Linked DNA regions of Homo sapiens: regions 1, 2 and 4 are each linked to region 3. Evidence: read pairs that join two places in POLR2A ChIA-PET (ENCODE). Cell type or tissue: K562. All regions are shown on one strand. Region 1 overlaps GNB1L (G protein subunit beta 1 like). Region 2 holds the start of TBX1 (T-box transcription factor 1). Region 3 overlaps GNB1L (G protein subunit beta 1 like). Region 4 has its middle 13 kb from the start of TBX1.

Region 1 (5,000 bases), 66 kb before region 3:
GCATGAAGTCCATCCACATGACTGTGCAGCCATCACCACCAGCCATCTCAGAACTCTTCATCTCAGAAAACTGAAACTCTGTCCCCATTAAACAAGAACTCCTCATTCCCCTCCCCTGGCAGCCAGCATTCTACTCTCTGTCTCTGTGAATCTGACTACTCTAGGCGCCTCATGTAAGTGGAATCACACAGCATTTGTCTTTTTGTGGCTGGCTTAGTTCACTGAGTGTAAGGACCTCAAGGTTCATCCGTGTTCTAGCCTGTGTCGGAACTCCCTGCCTTTATAAGGCTGAACACTATTCTGTTGTATGTCTGTACCACGTTTTGTTGATTCATTCTTCTGTCAATGGACACTTGGGTTGCTCCCACCTGTTGGCTGCTGTGAGTAATGCCGCTATGAACGTGGGTATAGAAATATCTTTGCAGCCCTGCTTTCAGTTCTCTTGGGTATTCTGCCACAAGAGGAACTGCTGGCTCATATGGTAATTCTATGTCCAGGATTTTGAGAAATGACCACACTGTTTTCCATAGCTGCTACTCCATTTTTACATTCCCACCAATAGCGCACAAGGGTTCAGATTTCTCCACACACTTGTTTTCTGTTTTTTTTTTTGTTTTTTTTTTTTGAGATGGAGTCTCGCTCCGTCGCCCAGGCTGGAGTGCAGTGGCGCGATCTCGGCTCACTGCAAGCTCTGCCTCCTGGGTTCATGCCATTCTCCTGCCTCAGCCTCCCGAGTAGCTAGGACTACAGGTGCCCGCCACCACGCCCAGCTAATTTTTTGTAGTTTTAGTAGAGACGGGGTTTTACCATGTTAGCCAGGATGGTCTCGATCTCCTGACCTCGTGATCCACCCGCCTCAGCCTCCCAAAGTGCTGGGATTACAGGCGTGAGCCACTGCACCCGGCCCTGTTTTGTTTTTATTTTTGGTGTACCCATCCTCATGGGTGTAAGGCAGTATCTGTCTCATTATAGTTCTGACTTGCATTTCCCCAGAGGATAGTGATGCTGTGCCTGCTGGCTACTCATACATCTTCTTTGGAGATATGTCTACTTAAGTCATTTGTCTATTTTTTTTTAATTTTTAATTTTTAGAGACAGGGTCTCACTATGTTGCCCAGGCTGGACTCCAGCTCCTGGATTAAGTGATCCTCTTGCCTCAGCCTCTTGAATAACTGGGTACATACCACGGCACCCAGGATGGCCCATTTTTGAATCGGCTTTTTTGTTGTTGTTGAGTTTTAGGAGTTCTCTATATATTGTGGATATTAATCCCTTATCAGATATATGGTTTGTAAAGATTTTCTCTCAGTCTGTGGGCTGCTTTTTTACTCTGTTGATGGTGTCTTTTGATGCATACAACTTTTAAATTTTCATGAAGTCCAGTTTGTCTATTTTTTTCTTTTGTGAAATGTGCCTTTCGTGTCATATCCAAGAATTTATTGCTAAATTCAATGTCATGAAGCTTTTGGCCTATGTTTTCTTCTAAGGGTTTTATGGTTTTAGGTCTTAATTTAGGTCTTTGCTCTATTTTGAGTTTATAGGGTATGAGGTGGGGGATCAAACTGCATTCTTTTGCATTTGTAAATCCAGTTTTCCCAACATCATTTGTTAAAAAGACAGTCTTTTCCCCCATTGAATGGTCACCACATTAAAAATCATTTGGCCAGCCAGGTGCAGTGGCATGTACCTATAGTCCCAGCTACTTGGGAGGCAGAGGTAGGAGAATTGCTTGAGGCCAGGAGTTCAAGACCAGACTGGGCAACGCAGTGAGACCCTGTTTCTAATTGAGAAAAATATCACTGGTTTATTTCTAGGCTGTCTATTCTATTACATTGGTCTTTACATCTGCCTTTATGCCAGTACCACACTGTTTTGATTACTATAGCTTTATAGTAAATTTTGAAACCAGGAAGTATGAATCCTCCAAGTTTATTCATTTTAAGATTGTTTTAGCTATTAAGGGGTCCTTGAGACTCCATATGAATTTCAAAATGGCTTTTTCTATTTCTACAAAAAATGTCATTGGGATTTTTGAAGGGAATGCATTGAATCTGTAGACTGCTTTGGGTAGTATGGATATCTTAACAATGTTAAGTTTTCCAATCCATGAACATGGGATGTATTTCCATTTATTTATGTTTTAATTTCTTTCAGCAGTGTTTTATAGATTTCAGTGTACAAGTCTTTCACCTCCCTAGTTAAGCTAATTCTTAAGTATTTTATTATTTTTAATGCTGAGTCTCTTTTGATAACAAAACCTCTTGTTATGTTGAGGAACTCTTTAGCCCATCTTTTGTATTTGCTTTCAGTTTGTGACACTTTAGCATCTCTTCCTGAGATGAGCGATTCTTTGGGTTTCATGGATGGGAGAGCCCATTGCATTATCCTTTCATTTGGAGATATTGCCTGGTGTGTTGGGACAAGGAAGGACTAACCTTCCTTGTCAGTGTCTTATCACACCCGCAGGGCTGAGTGACAGGGTGGTCCTGGGCAGGCTGCCTGTGGCTGTGCAAGCTGAGTGGGTGCACACTGGACTCTTCCCACCTACTGATGGTGTGTGAGGCTGATGTGCATGGATTCTAGCTCCTTCCCTGTTTCTGGGGCCTCAGCTGTCTGTGTTCACTCTTTCTTGCTACACAAAGAGAAACAAGGACAAGCCTTATTTGATAAAGGCCACAAACACTTTGACCTTCCTCCACCCAGTGTAGGGATCTGTTTCCCCTCTCCTGGACTCCAGGGCTGGTCACAGAAGGCTCTGGGCTCCAACCTGGCTTGCTGGACGTGCTCTTGAAGCCCCCAAGTAAGAAGTCTGAGTCCCTGAGACCACCACACTGCAAGGACACTTGAAGGTACTCAGGTTGGTGGTCCCCGCTGTGCCCAGCCCCTGAATGAAGCCAAGGCTCCAAGCACCTGAGTGAAGAGGCTGTGATGGAAGCGAATCCTCCAGCCCTGGCCATCACCCCGTGGAGTAGACAAACTGCTCAGCCCAGCCTCTCCTAAATTCCCGACCCACGGAGCCCACGTGCCCAGAATGGCTGTTATGCTGCTCTGTTTGAGGTGGTTTATTAATGTAGCAAGAGATAATGGCACCAGGATGAGGCCAAATGACTCGATTTCTCTACACCCCACATTTTACAGGTTTCAGAGCCCAAGTCAGGAGGTCAAGTGTGCATGCAAGAGGTGGCAGGGGACAGATGTGCTGCTGTTCCCAGGCCACCTGCACAGCTGGATGGTGGAAGCAGTTCACTTAAAGGCCATGAGTTACTCGGGAGGCTGAGGCAGGAGGATCACTTGAGCCTATTAGTTGGAGGCTGCAGTAAGCTATGATCATGCCACTGCACTCCAGCCTGGGTGACAGAGTGAGACCCCCACTGTCCCTGGTCTCTTAAAAGAAAAAACAAACAAACAAACCAAAAAACAAAACAGCTTATGAGCACCTCCTACTAATTTCCTCAGCTTAGCACACCCTGTGGCCGTTGTCCCCATCGTCCGTGGCTTCATCCCTCAACTGATGCTTTCCTATGTGGACTTCCCGGCCAGTGCTGTGGGACCTCCCCTGTAGGGCTGGCCAGCCTCATGGGCTGGGCTACCCGTCCCACTCAGCAGTGGCTGCCTGGCCTCCCCTCTGTCCCTCCTGCCCAGCTCCTAATGGGCCTCCCATAAAAGCTGATGCGTGGGAGCCAAGCCACAGCTCGCTGACCTGGGGAAGCTGACAGAGTGACAGAGGGTCTCAAGGACTCTCCACCCACAAGGCGGGAATGGGGATGCTGGCAAATCTGGTATGAAGGTTGAGACCCCGAGGAGAGGCAGGCCTGGGGGACCGTGCAGCAGCTGTGCCCACCTAGGACCACAGGGCTGGTGGGGCTGGCAGCTTGGTAGAGGGCAGGTGCACAGCAAAGTTTTCACCGGTGCCGGCTTGTTGTCTTCCACGCTGGGATTTCACATGAAGTTCTAGCTAATTGAGTATAAGCATTTCTAAAGAACCCCCGGAGGGTTGTTTTTCTTTGTGCAAACACTCCTTTTGTGCAGAGGGTGTTCTGTGGCTTCTTGGCAGAGACACAGGTGGGAAACACCTGATTGAACATCATTGCCTGGGGAGTGGAGACACGCACAGCACGTCAACATGGAGCGCCCAGCAGCGGCGGCGGGTCCTGGGCTGTGCTCCGGAGCCCTTCCCGGGATCATCTCCCGGCATCGGCTGACCCCTCGGTGTCTACGTGCCAAGCCCAATCTGCCTGCAGGGACACCCACTGCCAGAGGCGGAGGCAGGTTCTCCTGGTCCCAGACCCAGGGCCGTCTGTTGGCCTGCAGGTAACACGCAGGGAGGAAGGAAAAGGCTCTAGGCACAGCTGCTTGTCTAAGAGGGACCCTGTTGGCGGCGCAACGCTGGGTGAGTGCTGCCCGCCCGCGGATGGGGTGCTGGCCGAACCTACCTTGTAAAGTGGGGCTGCACAGAGGTCAGCACATGGTGGCGCCCACCGTCGAGAGGGGAGGCCCCTTGGCACTGGAGGCAGGGCCTCACCAGGCAGACGTGCCAGGACCCGCGTCCCTGCACACAGCTGCCCACCGGCCAGTGGAGTGGGACCTGCTGCCCCTCTGACAGCTCCTGGTAATCAGAGGGGCCCACTCCACCTGCACCGGAGGCAGCGGCTGGGGATGCTGGAGCATACGGCTCCAGCCACTCAGGATCCCACTCTGGGCCGTGAAAGTTACTCCACAGAACACCCCAAGGCCACCCCTGCTGGCTGTGAAGACACCACCAGGCGGACAGTGCCCAGGGCTGGGGCTCACAGCCACGAGAATCTGGATTTGAACAGAAAAAGCCCCCAGCCGCGCTGCCACCCTGACGCAGCCTTGTGGGGCCCTGAGCAGAGGACCAGCTACGTTGTGCCCGTGCCTCGACACATGGAAATTCTTCCAATAAGAACAGGATGGTGGGCCGGGCGCAGTGGCTCAGGCCTATAATTCTAGTGCTTTGGGAGGCTAGAGGCGGGAGGATC
Region 2 (5,000 bases), 87 kb before region 3:
CCAGCTTGGAGATGGGCACTCAGGTATACACAGGCCCGGAAGAGGGCGAGTGAGGCTGGGAAGGAGAGCAGAGGTGGCCGTGAGCCTGGAGAGGGGGGAGGAAAGTTAATAAGAGAGGAGAGAGCGGGAGAGTTTCACAGAAGGAGAGAAAGCCTCGAGGAAGCCGTGGAGACGAAATTGAGCAAAGGGGAGAAAACACAAAAAACCCAAAGAAGAAGGTAGGGGAGAAACAGAAGGACACGAAAAGGCAATAAAAAGCAAGAGCGAAAGAGAAGAGAGAAAACGAAGGGAAAATTTAAGACAGAAAGCGAAGTCATAAAAAAGAAAAAAAGGAAAGACTTTAGTTTTTTTTTTTTTAAAAAGAAAAACATAAAAAACAAAGGACATACAAAAATAAGAGGAAAGGCACCGACTAAAAGAAAGACAAAGAATGATTAAAAATAAAGTGAAAAGGAAGGCGAGGATGGAGGAAAAGGGGAAGAGGCGGAAAGTAAAACAGAAATAAAGAGAAACTACAGAGATAGGGGAAGAAAAAAGATGATCGGGAGGGAAAATTTAAATGAGGACGACAAAGGTAAAATAACAAATTAGGAAAAGAACGTCTGGGAGAGAGAGAGGAGAAACGCACGCGGGCGGGCGGCAGAGCGAGGGCCGGCCGACGGGCCCGGCGCACCGGTGAGCCGGTCCGGGCGGTCGGGGGGCCCCGGGCCGAGCGAGCCGCGGCGGGCGGGCTGGGGGCCGGGGAGGGGGAAGGGGCGGGGGAGGGGCGAGGGCCGGGGGAGGGATCTAGTCCATTGTCTCCGCGCGGGGGTGGGGGGGCCCCGGGCGGGGCGGGGCGGGGCGCCTCCTCGGGGCCGGCCTGCGGTGTGGGGCTGCACGGCCCGGGGCGCACGCAGCGCGGCGCCCGCCACTCGGCCCGCGGCGCGGGGCAGCGCTCAGCTTGGTGGCGGGGGCGGCGGCGGCGGCCCGCGGGTCATGATCTCCGCCGTGTCCAGCCCGTGGCTCACGCAGCTCTCGCATTTCTGCGACGTTGCAGCCTTCACGGCCAGCAGCCTGAGCAGCCTGGGGGCCGCGGGGGGCTTCCCGGGCGCCGCGTCGCCCGGCGCCGACCCGTACGGCCCGCGCGAGCCCCCGCCGCCGCCGCCGCGCTACGACCCGTGCGCCGCCGCCGCCCCCGGCGCCCCGGGCCCGCCGCCGCCGCCGCACGCCTACCCGTTTGCGCCGGCCGCCGGGGCCGCCACCAGCGCCGCCGCCGAGCCCGAGGGCCCCGGGGCCAGCTGCGCGGCCGCAGCCAAGGCGCCGGTGAAGAAGAACGCGAAGGTGGCCGGTGTGAGCGTGCAGCTAGAGATGAAGGCGCTGTGGGACGAGTTCAACCAGCTGGGCACCGAGATGATCGTCACCAAGGCCGGCAGGTCAGGGCGCCCCTCCCCACGCCGCGACCCTCCCCACGTGCTGCCGCCAGGGCTGCGGGCCTCCGCCTGATCCGCGCGAGCGGGGCCGAAAGCCGGGTCGGGGGCGCGGCCTGGCCACCTGCGGGCCCCTCTGGGCCCCGCTGCCTCCTTCGCTGTTCGCCGTCCCGGCTCCGGCGACAGCCGCCCGGCGCTCCCCTCCTAACACCTATCCTCCGCCGGGGCGGGAGGAGACGGCGCGGGCCGCACGGGAACGGCGAGGAGCCCCGCGGGACTCGCCCGCCCGCCCCGCAGCCCCAGGACGCCGCGCGGCCCAGAAACCGGCCCGGCTTGGGGCGCACCCGGCTGGGGGCAGGCAGCGGCGTCCAGGGGGCCTCACCGCCCGGCCGACTCCTAGTAAATCCCACCTCAAGAAAACTCTGGTTCAGTTCTGGAGTTCAGTCTATGCGGGCAAGATAAAGAGCGGCAGCCGGGCAACTCTCTGGACACTTTCAGGAGAGGATTACCCTTAAAAACAGCGTGCACTGTTGCGTGGAAGTTGCTACCCAGTTTCCTTCAACCTAGATCCCTATAGTTGTGGGGCCTGGCTCTGTATCCAGCGGCCCGTCACCTCCCAACCGGCCTGTATTTGTTTTAAAGACCAAGAGACAAGGGGAACAAGTTTTGCAGATGCACCCGATTTGACCGGTAGACAAAGGCGGGTGCCGCGCTGTGTCTAATGTACACACCAGCTCGGAGTCCGAACAGCCAAGGGGAGCTCAGGGCCTGTTTGCAAAGCCTTCTCGTGGTTTCTGTTTCCCTGCTGCCGGCGTCCTTTCTGAGGAACCTGGGCCTGTGCTCTGCTCCAGCTCTGTGGTTTTTTTCCAGGCCCTCCTTGCTGTCCCCAGGCACACAGGCCCTCCTGAGGACAGCGGCAGCCCAGCCGCTGGCTCAGGCCAGCCCGGCAAGGGCCTTGTCGGCGCTGGGCTTCACCCGGGAGCCCACGTCCCGCAGCACCCTCCAGCCTGCAGAGGCTTCGGGTGGGGGAGGGAGCGGGCCTGTCCTAGAGGCTGGCTCCTGGCATCTGTCTTCTGCCCACCGCCTGCAGGGAGTTGCTTGTGAGGGGAGGCAGAGGGGACGGCAAGTGAGGGCCAATCCTTGTGTTGTCCTGAAGGGCCCCACGGCCACTACTGCTGTGCCATCATGTGGGGGTAGCCCATGGCCTACACCCGTCCAGGCACTGCAGAATGTCCTTTCAAGAGCCCTGACTGGTCACTGAGCCAGGGTCCAAAGCGGGGGAGATTTGAGGAACAGGAAAGACACAAACTGAGTACACTCTGGGTAGCTGCGTCTTGGGGTTATGTGTCTTAAGGGGAGTGGAAGCTTGCCCTGTGCCCTGAGGAAGGTGGGGAGACTCTTATCATGGGGCCATGATAGAGAGGGGCCCTGAGAGTCAGGGGAGGGAGGGCTCTGAGCCTTGGCCTCACTGAGGGGATTGGGTAACAGCCGAAGACCCAGCTAAAAGGGCAGCGGGGACGCCTTGAACTCACACAGGACTACCCGGTTTCACTTTGTTGGAGCCGGGAGCTGCTTCGATCAAGCTGGGGAGGCTCTGCTAAGGGCGCACGTTAGGCACCCTGCTGCCGGCCGAAGCTGGGACCAAGAGGCCAAAAAGTCAGCAAGGGCGAGGCCGAGTTTATGTAGGCCAAGGTTGCCGAAGGTGGGGGCTCCAGCGCTGGGCTGGCCATTTCTGTGTCCAGGAACGGCCCAGGAGGCTCCCCTGCTGCGCCAAGCTCCCAGTTGAGTAGGGGCCTGCCCAGATTAGAGCAGCTAAGCCAGGAAAGATGGAGCCCAAGGGCTGGGACGACACAGCAGCCCCCAGAGGCTGGAGGGAGGGGCCGAGCAGAGGGGCCGCCAGCCCCAGGCAGGTCAAGGGGGGCTGCCTTCCACCAGCTAGGGTGACCCAAGGCCTCATCACCCCCAGGCGGATGTTTCCCACCTTCCAAGTGAAGCTCTTCGGCATGGATCCCATGGCCGACTATATGCTGCTCATGGACTTCGTGCCGGTGGACGATAAGCGCTACCGGTGAGCGAGTGGTTGTAAGCGTGAGGGACCGGGAGGGCACCCTGGAAAGTGGCGGGTCTCCGCCTGGTGACCCAACTCCAAGGGTCGTCTGCACCATGAAACTCTTTAGGCACCTGCGATGCTGCCCGATCAACCCGCTCCCTCCTCCACTCCCATCTGACCCCAGACCCACAACCCTACTCCATGCCCTCTCAGAACCCGCCTCTGGAGCCGCAGGCTGCAGACAGCTCTTGCTCCCCTGGGCTGGTGTGGCCCTAGGGTGGTCAGCCAAGTACTCAGCCCCGGACTTCTTCAAGTCTCCCTCTCCCAGGAGGCCGGCCTGAGCGCCTAGTCCCCTTCCCCCATCCCCAGGGAACTCTGGATCCTGGAGCTGGGCCGGAAAGGTGGGGTGGCCAGGAGAGATTATGCAGGGCGGGCCTCAGCTGCCCGGACAATTAACAGCAATTAATAAAGAGAACGCGCACTGCCCTGTGCCTGAGGCCCGGCAAGGCCAAGTGTGGGCTCCCACCGCAGCGGCACCGGGGCGGGAGGACCCGCATCCAGCGAAATGAGATGGCAGGAGCCCAGCCTCCCCCTCTCGGTGCCCCACAGGGTGTCCAGTTCCTTGATTGTTTTGAGTGTTGGGGTGGGTGGGAGTTCTCTGTTTAGTCCATAGTCCCCCTTGGAAAAGCTCCCAGCACATGCGGCAGCAGAGGGTTCAATCTCACAGGTGGGGAAACTTCTCAAAGGCACTTTTAGGGTTCGCCCAGCACACGGGTCAAGGCCCTCTGGGTTCACCTCCACATGCACGACCCCACCCCGTGCCGCTCCAGGTACGCCTTCCACAGCTCCTCCTGGCTGGTGGCGGGGAAGGCCGACCCTGCCACGCCAGGCCGCGTGCACTACCACCCGGACTCGCCTGCCAAGGGCGCGCAGTGGATGAAGCAAATCGTGTCCTTCGACAAGCTCAAGCTGACCAACAACCTACTGGACGACAACGGCCACGTGAGCGACTGCCTCCCCAGGCTCCGGTGTCCCCCAAGGCCTCGAGTCCCGAGGCACCCGCCTGTCCCTAAGAGGCCTGTAGAATCCCCAGGCCCCCGGCTGTCCCCAGGCGGCTCTGGGCTGTCCCCGAGGAGGCCCTTTAGAGTCCCTGCGAGGCTAGAGGCTGAGGCGGAGCTTGGGCAGTGCTGGTGTGCCGATGAGGAGAGCGGCCTCTGGTCAGGGGTCGCACAGCCTAGTGGGCCTGGGCCCTGGGAGAGGGGTCGCCCTCCTTCTCTCACCCCACTCCTGATTTTATGCAGGAAGCTTTTTTAATGGAAAAGATGGGGCCCTGCAAGGGGGCTGGAGAAAGAGGCTTTATGGAGTCCAGGCCAGTGAGGTCGCTGGGCAGGCACCTAAGGAAAGAGAACCTAAACCCAGATCTTTTGCCACTTGGAGCTCATTCCTGGCAGTTGCCAATGGGTCACAGCCTCCTCTTGGCCCAGTGACCCAGCCTCATCTTGGAATTAAGGGTTTTGCCCAACTCATCCAGGAAACTCATTGCC
Region 3 (5,000 bases):
GCGGGCACCGCTGTGGGCAGAACTATGTCCCTTCAATATTTTTATGTTCAAGTCCTAACCCCTAGTACTTACATTTGAAGACAGGGTCTTTAAAGAGGTAATTCAGGGTTAAATGAGGTCATGAGGGTGGGCCCTGATCCAATAGACTAGTGAGCTTATGAGAGATTAGGACACAGACACAGACAGGGACACGGCAAGAAGATGGCTATCTGCAGGCCAAGGAGCGAGGCCTCAGGAGAAACCAACCCTGCCCACACCTTGATCTCAGGCTTCTAGCTCCAGAATCATGAGGAAATGTCTGTTGTTTAAGTCCCCTAGCCTGCGGTCCTTTGTCAGGCAGCCCCAGCAGACAAACAGGTATGTTGCCCTGGGATGGATGCAGGCCCCTCCCATCCTCCCATCCTCAGCAGCACCAACCAGCCCCACGCTGGGTGGCTGCTTGTACTTCTCCATACTGAGCACCCCAGCCCATAGGATGATCAGCTGCTGCCGTCCTATGGAACTCAGGTGTGGCTCTGTGGCTTCCTTTGGCCACAGAAATGGAAGTGGGGTGACACACATTACTTGTGGCCTGCTGTGGCCTTTCCCCTGCCTCAGTGAGCATGGAGAAATATGTCCAGGTAGGCTGTCGTCAGCACAGGTCTGACAGGCCCCAGCCACGGTGGCCCACAGGTGCAAGCAAGAAATAAGCAGTGCCAACTGTAGCCGCTGCGCTGTTGGAGATCTTTGTTACTGCAGCACAATCTGGCTCATGCTGACTGATCCTGCAGGGTAACAGCTTTATTTGCCTTGCTCCTTTATTGCTGGATCTTTGGGCTTTTCCAGTTCTGCTGTTCAAAAAACAGTGACACCCATGAGGTGGGTGTTAGAGGGCCCAGACCCCAGCCAAGGCACTGCATGGGCATCATTCTCATTCAACCCTTCTAACCACCCCATGAGGAAAAACTCTGGTCACAGCTCAAAAAGGTCAGGTAAGGACCCTCAGCTCATGCGGGGAGGGGAGGAGGCAAGGCCAACCTCCAGTCCCTGCTCTAAACCCCCATGTAGTGGTACCGAACCATGACCACCCCTGGCAAGAGCCTTCATGCACCTAGCAAGTAGTCACAGCATGCATGTGCCTAGAATTGTTACGTGGTCAAATTATATTATTGTGTATTCCCACCAACAGTATGAGAAGGTCCACTTCTCCATACCTCCACAACTCTGGGCATCTAAAACTTTTAAAATCCTGGAATCATAGGCAAAAAAAAAAAAAAAAAAAAATTCACCCATATTTTCCTCTAGTACTTTCATAATTGTAACATTGAAATCTTTAATCTGGAATATGTACTGGCATAAAGAGTGAGGCACATACATGGCTTTACTATTTTCCAGAGGGCCAACTGCTTTTACTGAATAATCCATTTTACTCGTTAATTGGAAACACCTCTAGCCTGTACTAAATTTCCATATTTATTTGGCCCGTTTCAAAGTCCTCTATTCTCTGCTCATCTGTCCACATCTAAGTGCTTTAACTATTGTGGCTTTATAAAATATTCCAATATCCCATAGGACCTTATCCTTAGTACTTCCTATTTTAAAGTTTTCCTTGCAGACAGGTACTTTAAATACCATCTCACAGCACCCATCATGTCCTATCTTCAGGAAATAAAATCTCTGGGTATTTCCAAGGGAAGTGAAGGACTGACACCATGATTAGAAAGCAGAGCCAGCACCATGGCCCGTCCCTGAGCATGTCCAGCAAACCCTGCCAGGCTCTGCAGCTCCTGAGCACCCTGCCTTCGGGTCTGCCAGTGTGTGGGGGCCAGAAGAGAAAAACAACCCAGGGGGAATGCCTCCTTCCCCCAGCAGGAAAGCAGCTTGGTCATCATCTGTCTGAAAGCAGGTGCTGCAGCAGCTGGCAACAAAGCCACTCTGAAAGGAGCTGTGTGCACTGCCTGTCTGGAAGGCCATGCCAGAGTCCATCGTTGCCTCCACCCTACCTGTGCAGGAAACCTGGACATCACCACTTCAAGGCCCTACCTTCCTTTCTGGGCAGAGCCCAACCACAATAAACAGGACGCGTTTTAATTAAAAACCAGGTCACCTGGACTCTCCCAAGGACTCTCAAGCCTGCCTAGGTGGATGCTGCATGACTGGCCCTCAGACACACGGCAGACCATAACTCACACACCCCCAGGAGCTGCCTGGGTCCCAAGGGCACAAAAGCCCCAAAGCCCCAATAGGACAGGGTTCAAAAGAGAAGGCAGCAATCCCAGGCTGGAGTATCCACTTCAGGTCCACTAAAGGGAGATGGGGAAGGTGGCCTGTCCAGAAGCCTGTGGGACAGGGTAAAGGTCAGCTGGGTGACTAGGCTGTCCATCCTAGAGAGCAACTCTGGGTTCTACTGCCAGACCCACAGGTGAGCCAGGCCACAGTGCACTGGAGGTAGGCATCAGGGAGCAGTCTGACCCAACCCACAAAAGGGGGGATGGGGCCTGAGTCATCGGACGGAGGGCAGCTGTGACCTGGCACAGAAGCATGGGGCTGGGCCAGGACATCCAGGGACTTCTCACATCTGACCAGAATCAAGACTGAAAATGGGTTTCTTCTGCCAGCTCACTTGCTTTGCTACCAGGGCTATACCTGCTTTCTAAAAATAGCTTCCCACCTATTTCCAAGGTTTCCAGTTGTTTTACCTACAAGGTATCTGTGCCCTGAAATAACTCACACATAAAACCATCTGAACCCAGAGCCTTTTCTAGTGATAGTTACCATAAAATAATCCCAACAATTTATATTTTTCTAAATAAGGTTTTTGTTTTTTGTTGTTTTTTTTTTTTTGGGATGGAGTTTCACTCTTGTTGTCCAGGCTGGAGTGCAATGGCGTGATCTCGGCTCACCACACCCTCTGCCTCCTGGGTTCAAGCAATTCTTCTGCCTCAGCCTCCCAAGTAGCTGAGATTACAGGCATGCACCACCACACTTGGCTAATTTTGTATTTTTAGGAGAGATGGATTTCTCCATGCTGGTCAGGCTGGTCTTGAACTCCTGACCTCAGGTGATCCACCCACCTTGGCCTCCCAGAGTGCTGGGATTACAGGTGTGAGACACTGCTCCCGGCCAGTTTCTGAATAAGTTTAATCAGATGCTTGCTAATTAGTTTTTCCTAAAATAGTTGGCTGTATTTCCAATTCACATTTCTGCTTTTTCTTCCTACTTTCCAGGAAGGTGTTGTTTTGTTGTTTTCACAATTGTAAACCTGAAAGGGACTTGAACTTCTTGTCCAAGCACCAGAGTGGGCACACACTGCACACACTGGGCGGCTGTACCTGCCTATCCTGTGGTAAACTTGGCTCCAGGAGCTTCCAAGCTCAGCTTCCACTAGAAAACCCCTCCTTGTGTGGAACAGGTCTTTCTTCATTCCATTCCTCTGGGCCTGGGGCCTCACAGCTCTGGACTGCTGCCTGGTCCTCACTTCACCTACAGCTCTCGGAAGTCAGTTCTCTACCTGCAGAGCCACCCACCCCCTACTCAGCCCCACCCAGCTTCTTTGATCAGACCCTTGGACCCTCAAAGCCCCTGCCAGAAACCACAGCTGCAATGCTGACCTGGAATGCTCATGGCCAGGCCTCTGCTCCTGACAGAATGGGAAACAAAGACTTGCTGGTAGGCAGCCACTGCACCACCTCAGCCAGTAATCCAACACGTGTTTAATGAGCACCAATTGTGTACCAGGCCACAGAGCTGACTAAGACAGAGCCCCTGTGCTGAGGGTCACAGTCTGCCAGGAGGGAGATCCAAGTCATTTACACACTAGGGCTTAAGTGCTGAATCCGCAATGCATGCGAGTGCGGAGTGAGCAGGGGATGGCAGCACAGCAGCAGGGAAGAGGAGCCTGCTTCAGAACACCAGGCACGATTAGAGCTACAGTGTTAACACACAAAGGGCGAATGCCTGCAGCTGAGCCTGGCAAGGGGCTTGCATCCCACCTTCCTGCATCCAAACCTTCCAGCTGCCCAGAACTGCTGGTAATCCCACAGGAAACATCATTCTTTGCCAAGATGCTATCCCACTCATCCCCCAGAATCAAAGTGGCCACTTCCTCCAGGCAGCCTTCCTCACATTCCAGCTGGGACAGAAGTCACAGGGAGCAGAGAGGGTGGGGCTAGGGGGACAGACACAGAAACCCCATACAGGAACGAGGTCCCAACAGGGCAGACGTGGCAGACCCAGTTCAGTCCCAGCCAGTGTGGAAGACACCAAGGGGGGTGTTTTATGGGGGTGGAGGTGACAAAGATGATGCAACTATCTGCTGAGAGTTGATCTACAAAACGACCCCCTCGTGGGAGCAGGCCTGGGTGAGACGGCACTCCCAGAAGACGGGCAGGGATGCAGCAGAGAGCCAGCAGCAGGGAAAGGGCACAGGGCGGAGGTCAAGCTCTGCTGGAGTTGGGGGAGCTGGTTCTGCTCAGCGCAGAGTCCAAAACAAGCGCATCTTGCCCAGCTATGGGGTCTGAAGTCATCTGGGGACACCACTCTGCTCTGACTGGGGACTATGGGGCGCTCAAGCCACACAGGCCACTTCATCATGAGGGGCAGCATTGTTCCCACCTGGGCTGTGTTCAGAACCCAGGAGAAAGTGGTGGCTCTCCTGGGGTCTCCGGGGCCTCCACCACCTCCTGTGGGGTACCTAAGGACACCTCCTGGTCTCCCTCTGTCTCCAAAACCTCCTCCTCTGTTTTCTGGGGTTTTGGACCTCCTGGATGAGCTGGGTCTGGTCTCTGGGCAGGAGGATTAGCTGACTCCGACAGTCTAGGGACAGGTGTGGGGGCTGCCTCCTCTGGCTGGGAAGAGGCTGGTTCCACAGGACCAGGCTTGGAGCTACATGTAGAACTGGGCAGGACTGGGGGCTCCTTGGGCCCAGGGGTGCTCTCCTTGGTCAGCTGCTGCTCGAACAGAGCACTTCTAGATACAGAGTTGGACCCAGACACAGCAGGGGTGGCCATGGCGGCTGGTAA
Region 4 (5,000 bases), 76 kb before region 3:
TGTGTCAGGCAGTGCAACCCAACCAGGAGCTGGGCACCAGGGGAGAGCATGTGGCCCGTGTTCCAGAGACTCTGTGTTCCAGAGACTCAGTTTTCCCTTCAGCTGTGGTGCTGACCTCCGCCCTGTGTGGAGAAGCTCTCTGTCAACAGTGGAGGCCTGTGTCAGCCATGGGCACGGGGACGTTCATTCCTGCTTCTCTCCTCCCTGTGGGTTCCAATGAGGCGGTGTGCTCGGGCAGGGTCCACAAGCATCTGCACCATCCTGCCTCTCCTCCTTGCCAAGCTCCTTCACCCCCCGCCCTGAAGGAGCATCCTGCAGAGCCTGGCCAAGGAGCAGGTGGGGGCACGGCCCCCCAGCCTGGCATAGTGGCACCCAAGCCTAGGGAGGGCAGGATGAGACCTTTTTCCTTGGTGCTACCTCACACATTTTCTGGATTTCAAAAAACACAACTGGTGCCTTTGATTCAATTCCCTTTCCTGCTTGTTGTACTACTTCAAACCAGATGGGCTCCTCAGATGAAACTCCGGAGACTCAGTGTCTCTCTTTAACCGCTGCCAGGTCTGTGTGTGGGAAACAGCAGAACCAGAAATATTTTGCTAAAACCAGCCCATGTGGGGGAGAGGCTTAGCTTTTAATAGCAGTAATTAAATTATCTTCTTAATTATAAAGGGTGATGGCATTGTCAACATGCTTTATCTATCAGCTTTCAATTGCACAAAGTAAGCACGTAATCCTCTCCTCCCGGCCCCACTGGCATCCTCTGCTCTGTGGCCAGCCCAGGCCCCCTTCCTGCAGTGCAGACCCCCAGAAGCTTTGGGGTGCATCTCCCCATTTCACCAGTTCTGAGGTGCACAGGGTTTTTTGCCTGCATTTCAACACCTCTGAAGTTGGTGTTCTCTTATTCAAAGTGGGGGGTCTCAGCCTAACTGAAGGATCTTGGCTGCACATGAAACCATGGTGCAGTGGCAGTTGCCAGGGTGCTGCAGTTGAGGCCCATGTCGGTGCGCCCACTGTGGCCTCGGGCAACGCTGGGTGCCAGCATGTTGCTCTGGGTGACTTTCTTGCAGGTGGTGACTCCGGCTTCTGTCTCCAGCCCTTACAGTGGCCCTGTCCTTCCAGGACCTTACTCTTCATTCACATCATTTCTCAGGACACTCCTCCCTGCACATCCCTAGTCTTCCCCATCTCCTCTTCATTCCTCTGTCATTCTAGCTTCAGTTCCTCTCAACAGTTTTTTTGTTTGTTTTTTGAGATAGAGTCTTGCTCTGTCGCCCAGGCTGGAGTGCAGTGGCACAATCTCAGTTCACTGCAACTTCCGCCTCCTGGGTTCAAGCGATTCTCCTGCCTCAGCCTCCCAAGTAACCGGGATTACAGATGTCCGCCACCACGCCCGGCTAATTTTTGTCTTTTTAGTAGACATGGGTTTCACCATGTTGGCCTTTTTTTCTTTTTGAGACAGGGTCTTGCTCTGTTGCCCAGGCTGGAGTGCAGTGGTGTGATCATGGCTCACTGTAGCCTCGAACTCCGGGGCTCAAGCCATCCTCCAGACTCAGCCTCCTGATTAGCTGGGACTACAGGCGTGTGCCACCACACCCTGCTAATATTTTGTAGAGACATATGAGTCTTGCTATGTTGCCCAGGCTGGTCTTGAACTCCTGCCTCTTGAACTCTTGGCCTCAAGTGATCCTTTGGCCTCAGCCTCCCAAATTGCTGGCATTACAAGCGTGAGCCACCGTGCCCAGCCCTCTTCTCAAATAGTTTTTTTTTCCCCTCCGTTTCTGAATTCATCCTTTATCTCAGAATATGTTTTCCGGATTACTCCCCCAAGACAAGCTTTTTTTCTTGTGACATCATCACAGAACGAAGATGGTGACAGCAGCAGGGCCACAAAACAGTCCCCAGTCTACCCAGTTGCTCATGGCTGTGGTTTGGACCTTCAGCCATGAGGCAGTACGTCTTCCCAGGGCAGGGTAGGGACCTTCACCGCGGGGCTGGGTCTCAGGAGCTGCCGGGCGCCCTTCTCCAGCCCGCCTTTGTGATAAGGGACAGAATCGGGGTCACTGGCAGGACACAGGTCCCCTTCCCTGTCGCCTCAGGCTGGTGGGATTCCTGCACCCGAGTGCTGCTGGGGCTGCAGGCGAGGCCTGGGCTACACAGGAAGCCCGGGCACCGCAGAGTGGCCGCTAGCTGGTGGCATTGTTCCTCCACGGATTCAGAGCTTACGAGCACGGGCGTTGAGCTGAGGCAAAATACGGAAACAGCCACTTCCATGCAAATAATCACCCTTCTGATAACAATAAGTCAAGTCTCAAGGGACTAAGAAAAACAAGCAGCTTTATTAAGATGCAGCTGACCGATCTGAAAGCCTGCCTGCTCCGCCACCTCCTGGGAGAGCCTGCAGGGCCCGAGCTCTGGGGACAAGAGCTGCTGCTCAGGCCCCAGAGGAAGGTCTAGGTGGGAAATGGGCCGCCAGGAGGTGGACACCAACACATAGGAGCACATCCCAAGACACCCATCACCCTGTGTGGTGGGTGCTGGAAAGAAACAGCCTAGTTATGAGAGAGACTTGCAACTGGGGGCACCCTAGCACCCCACGGAGGCATTTCCAGGTGGCCCCTCCAGCTTGGCTGTGTGGGCTTCCTTGGAGGACCCTCCCTCCAGGCGGCCAGCCAGAAGGGGCCATCTCCAGGCAGGCACCCCCTTCAGGAGAGCCCATGCCCAGTCACTGCCTGGGAAGCTTACTGCAGGGCTGGCCCCCACCTGCCACTGTCACCTCCTGACCTCCACCTGCTCTCCTGGGTCCTCAGGCCTCACACAGTCCTGTCCTTCTAACAGGTGACTGCAGGATGGAGCCCCAGGCATCTCGGCATCCTGATGCGGTCACTGCCAGGAGGGGAGTGGTCTCAGGGTGGGCCAGACCCCTGGACACCAGCGTGGTCTCCTTCCTGAGCTGCCGAGGGAGATTTGCCTGGCAAAGCCCACCTGGCCCCTCGGCCCTCAGCCGCCGAGTTTCCCTCCTGCAGTGGGAGGTTTCCCACGACTGGAGGGAAGCAGTGGCTATTCCAGTAGTAGCTGTTTCTCATGCACAGGTCTCTTCCCCAGAAAGAATTTGAGCTGCAGGACAGAGATCCTATCACATATATACCCAGAAGGTGATTCAAGGTGAATATTAAAGACTTGGATATCCATTAGGATGATGATGATTTTAAAAAACAAAAACAGAAAACAACACGTGTTGGTGAGGACATGGAGCCCCTGGAAGCCGTCTACACTGCTGGTGGGACTGTAAGATAGTGCAGCTTCTGTGGGGAACAGTGTCATGGGTCCTTGAAAAATTATACAGTTGTTAGGGAGAGTGAAGCAGGAGGACTGCTTGAAGCCAGGAGTTCAAGACCCGCCTGGGCGGGCCTAGGCACCTGTAGTCCCAGCTACTCAGGAGGCTGAGGCAGGAGGATCGCTTGAGCCCAGGAGTTCCAGGCTGCAGTGAGCTACGATCACACCACTCCACGCCAGCCTGAGTGACAGAGCAATATCTTGTCTCTAAAATCAATTAAAATTCTACATAGAACCGTATGTTCCAGGAATTCCACTTCTGGGAAAATACCCAAGAGAATTGAAAGCAGAGTCTCAAAGAGATATTTCTCCACCCATGTTCATAGCAGCATTACTCAAATAGCAAAAGGTGGAGGCGAGCCGAGCGTCCACCGATAAGTGAACGGATCAACAAAATGTGGTGTGTGTGTACCGTGGAGTATTATCCAGCCTTAAAGAGGAAGGGAATTCTGTTACATGCTACAACAGGGATGAACCCTGAGGTCCTTATGCTCCGTGAATTGAGCCGGTCACAAAGGACACATTTTGTACTGTACAATTCCACTTGCATGAGGCACCTCAAGTAGTCAGATTCAAGAAACAGACAGGAGAATGGGGATTGTTAGGGACTGGGGGAGAGGAATGGGGAGTTGGCGTCTAGTGGGGACAGAGGTTCCATTTTGCGTTCATCTGGAGGTGGACGCACAGCATCGGGAATACACAATGCCACTGAATTGTGTACTTCAACATGGTCACAATGGCACATTCTTTATTTTTTGTAGAGACAGGGTGTCACTGTGTTGCCCAGGCTAGCCTCGAACTCGGGTTCAGGCTCTCCTTCCACCTCGGCCTCCCAAAGTGCTGGGATTATAGGTGTGAGCCACCACACCTGGCCAAATTTGTGGGTTTTTTGGTTTTTATGTTTTTGAAACAGAGTTTCTCCCTTGTCACCTAGGCTGGAGTACAGTGGCGCGATCTTGGCTCACTGCAACCTTTACCTCCTGGGTTCAAGCGATTCTCCTGCCTCAGCCTCCCAAGTAGCTGGGATTACAGGCACCTGCCAACACACCCAGCTAATTTTTTCTATTTTTAGTAGAGACGGGGTTTCACCATGTTGGCCAGGCTGGTCTCGAACTCCTGACCTCAGGTGATCCGCCCACCTCAGCCTCCCAAAGTGCTGGGATTACAGGAGTGAGGCGCTGCGCCCAGCCAAAATTTGTGTTTTTAAATGTATGTTTAACAATTTAAAAATCCTAGATCATCCACAGTTTGCAAAAGCCACTGCTATCCATCTTGGATTGACCAATTCCCTACCTGCCTCTAAAGCGGTGGTTTTTTAACAGGAGCAGTCTTGCCCCCTGGGGTGTTTGACAGTGCCTGGGACACTGGGTGGGGGTGCTTCTGGCATCTGGTGGGTGGAGGTGGGGTATGCTTTTCACCTCCTGCAATGCACGCTCGGAACCACAGGTCCGGAGCCATGGGGCTGCTGTGGCGAGGTCTTCCCACATGGCCGCACCCTGTCTGAAGGAGCTAGTGGTGGGGCCCCGAATATTCTGAGGCCAGGAGCTCCCAAGTCCCACCTGGCATGAAGCGGTGCCCCAGGGCCCTCTCCGCACTCCTCCCCCTGCCCAAGTGGGCCCAGACTCCCCAGTGAGGCCGCATGGCCTGGAGTGCTCGCCTGGAGCCTG

Evidence for each region. ChIA-PET counts read pairs that join two places held together with the same protein. Peaks named below come from ENCODE experiments on the same cell type or tissue, not always from the same donor. Only the 100,000 strongest peaks of a DNase experiment are listed, where the experiment ranks them.
Region 1: POLR2A ChIA-PET joins it to region 3 with 14 read pairs; 7 of 35 experiments call an interaction of 5 or more read pairs at or near these places.
Region 2: POLR2A ChIA-PET joins it to region 3 with 13 read pairs; 7 of 35 experiments call an interaction of 5 or more read pairs at or near these places.
Region 4: POLR2A ChIA-PET joins it to region 3 with 12 read pairs; 6 of 35 experiments call an interaction of 5 or more read pairs at or near these places.

What each region holds. Positions count from the first base shown.
Region 1 is chr22:19,780,176-19,785,175 of GRCh38, forward strand. It overlaps GNB1L (G protein subunit beta 1 like), which reads right to left. Exons shown (of 8, transcript NM_053004.3): 8 at 3,048-5,000. It also overlaps a transcript of TBX1 not described here. Among named protein-coding and RNA genes, the nearest start is that of TBX1, 22 kb to the left of the region's middle. RefSeq lists enhancers at 3,338-3,838, 3,839-4,339. In K562, CTCF peaks have their summits at 374 (motif pointing left) and 1,663; a DNase peak (open chromatin) is centred at 366; H3K4me3 peaks cover 457 bases.
Region 2 is chr22:19,759,869-19,764,868 of GRCh38, forward strand. TBX1 (T-box transcription factor 1) reads left to right here and starts at 910. Exons shown (of 7, transcript NM_001379200.1): 1 at 910-1,412; 2 at 3,373-3,474; 3 at 4,287-4,458. The coding sequence starts at 976. RefSeq lists enhancers at 1,965-2,664, 2,824-3,766. In K562, CTCF peaks have their summits at 457 and 913; DNase peaks (open chromatin) are centred at 783, 1,286, 2,114, 2,373 and 2 weaker places; H3K4me3 peaks cover 2,845 bases; H3K27me3 peaks cover 176 bases.
Region 3 is chr22:19,846,563-19,851,562 of GRCh38, forward strand. All of the region lies in intron 2 of GNB1L (G protein subunit beta 1 like), which reads right to left. RTL10 (retrotransposon Gag like 10) reads right to left here. Exons shown (of 3, transcript NM_024627.6): 3 at 1-5,000. The coding sequence ends at 4,605. Among named protein-coding and RNA genes, the nearest start is that of GNB1L, 5.8 kb to the right of the region's middle. In K562, CTCF peaks have their summits at 1,387 and 2,322; DNase peaks (open chromatin) are centred at 399, 899 and 2,447.
Region 4 is chr22:19,770,872-19,775,871 of GRCh38, forward strand. It overlaps a transcript of TBX1 not described here. Among named protein-coding and RNA genes, the nearest start is that of TBX1, 13 kb to the left of the region's middle. RefSeq lists a silencer at 25-196. In K562, a CTCF peak has its summit at 2,383 (motif pointing left); a DNase peak (open chromatin) is centred at 1,992; H3K27me3 peaks cover 455 bases.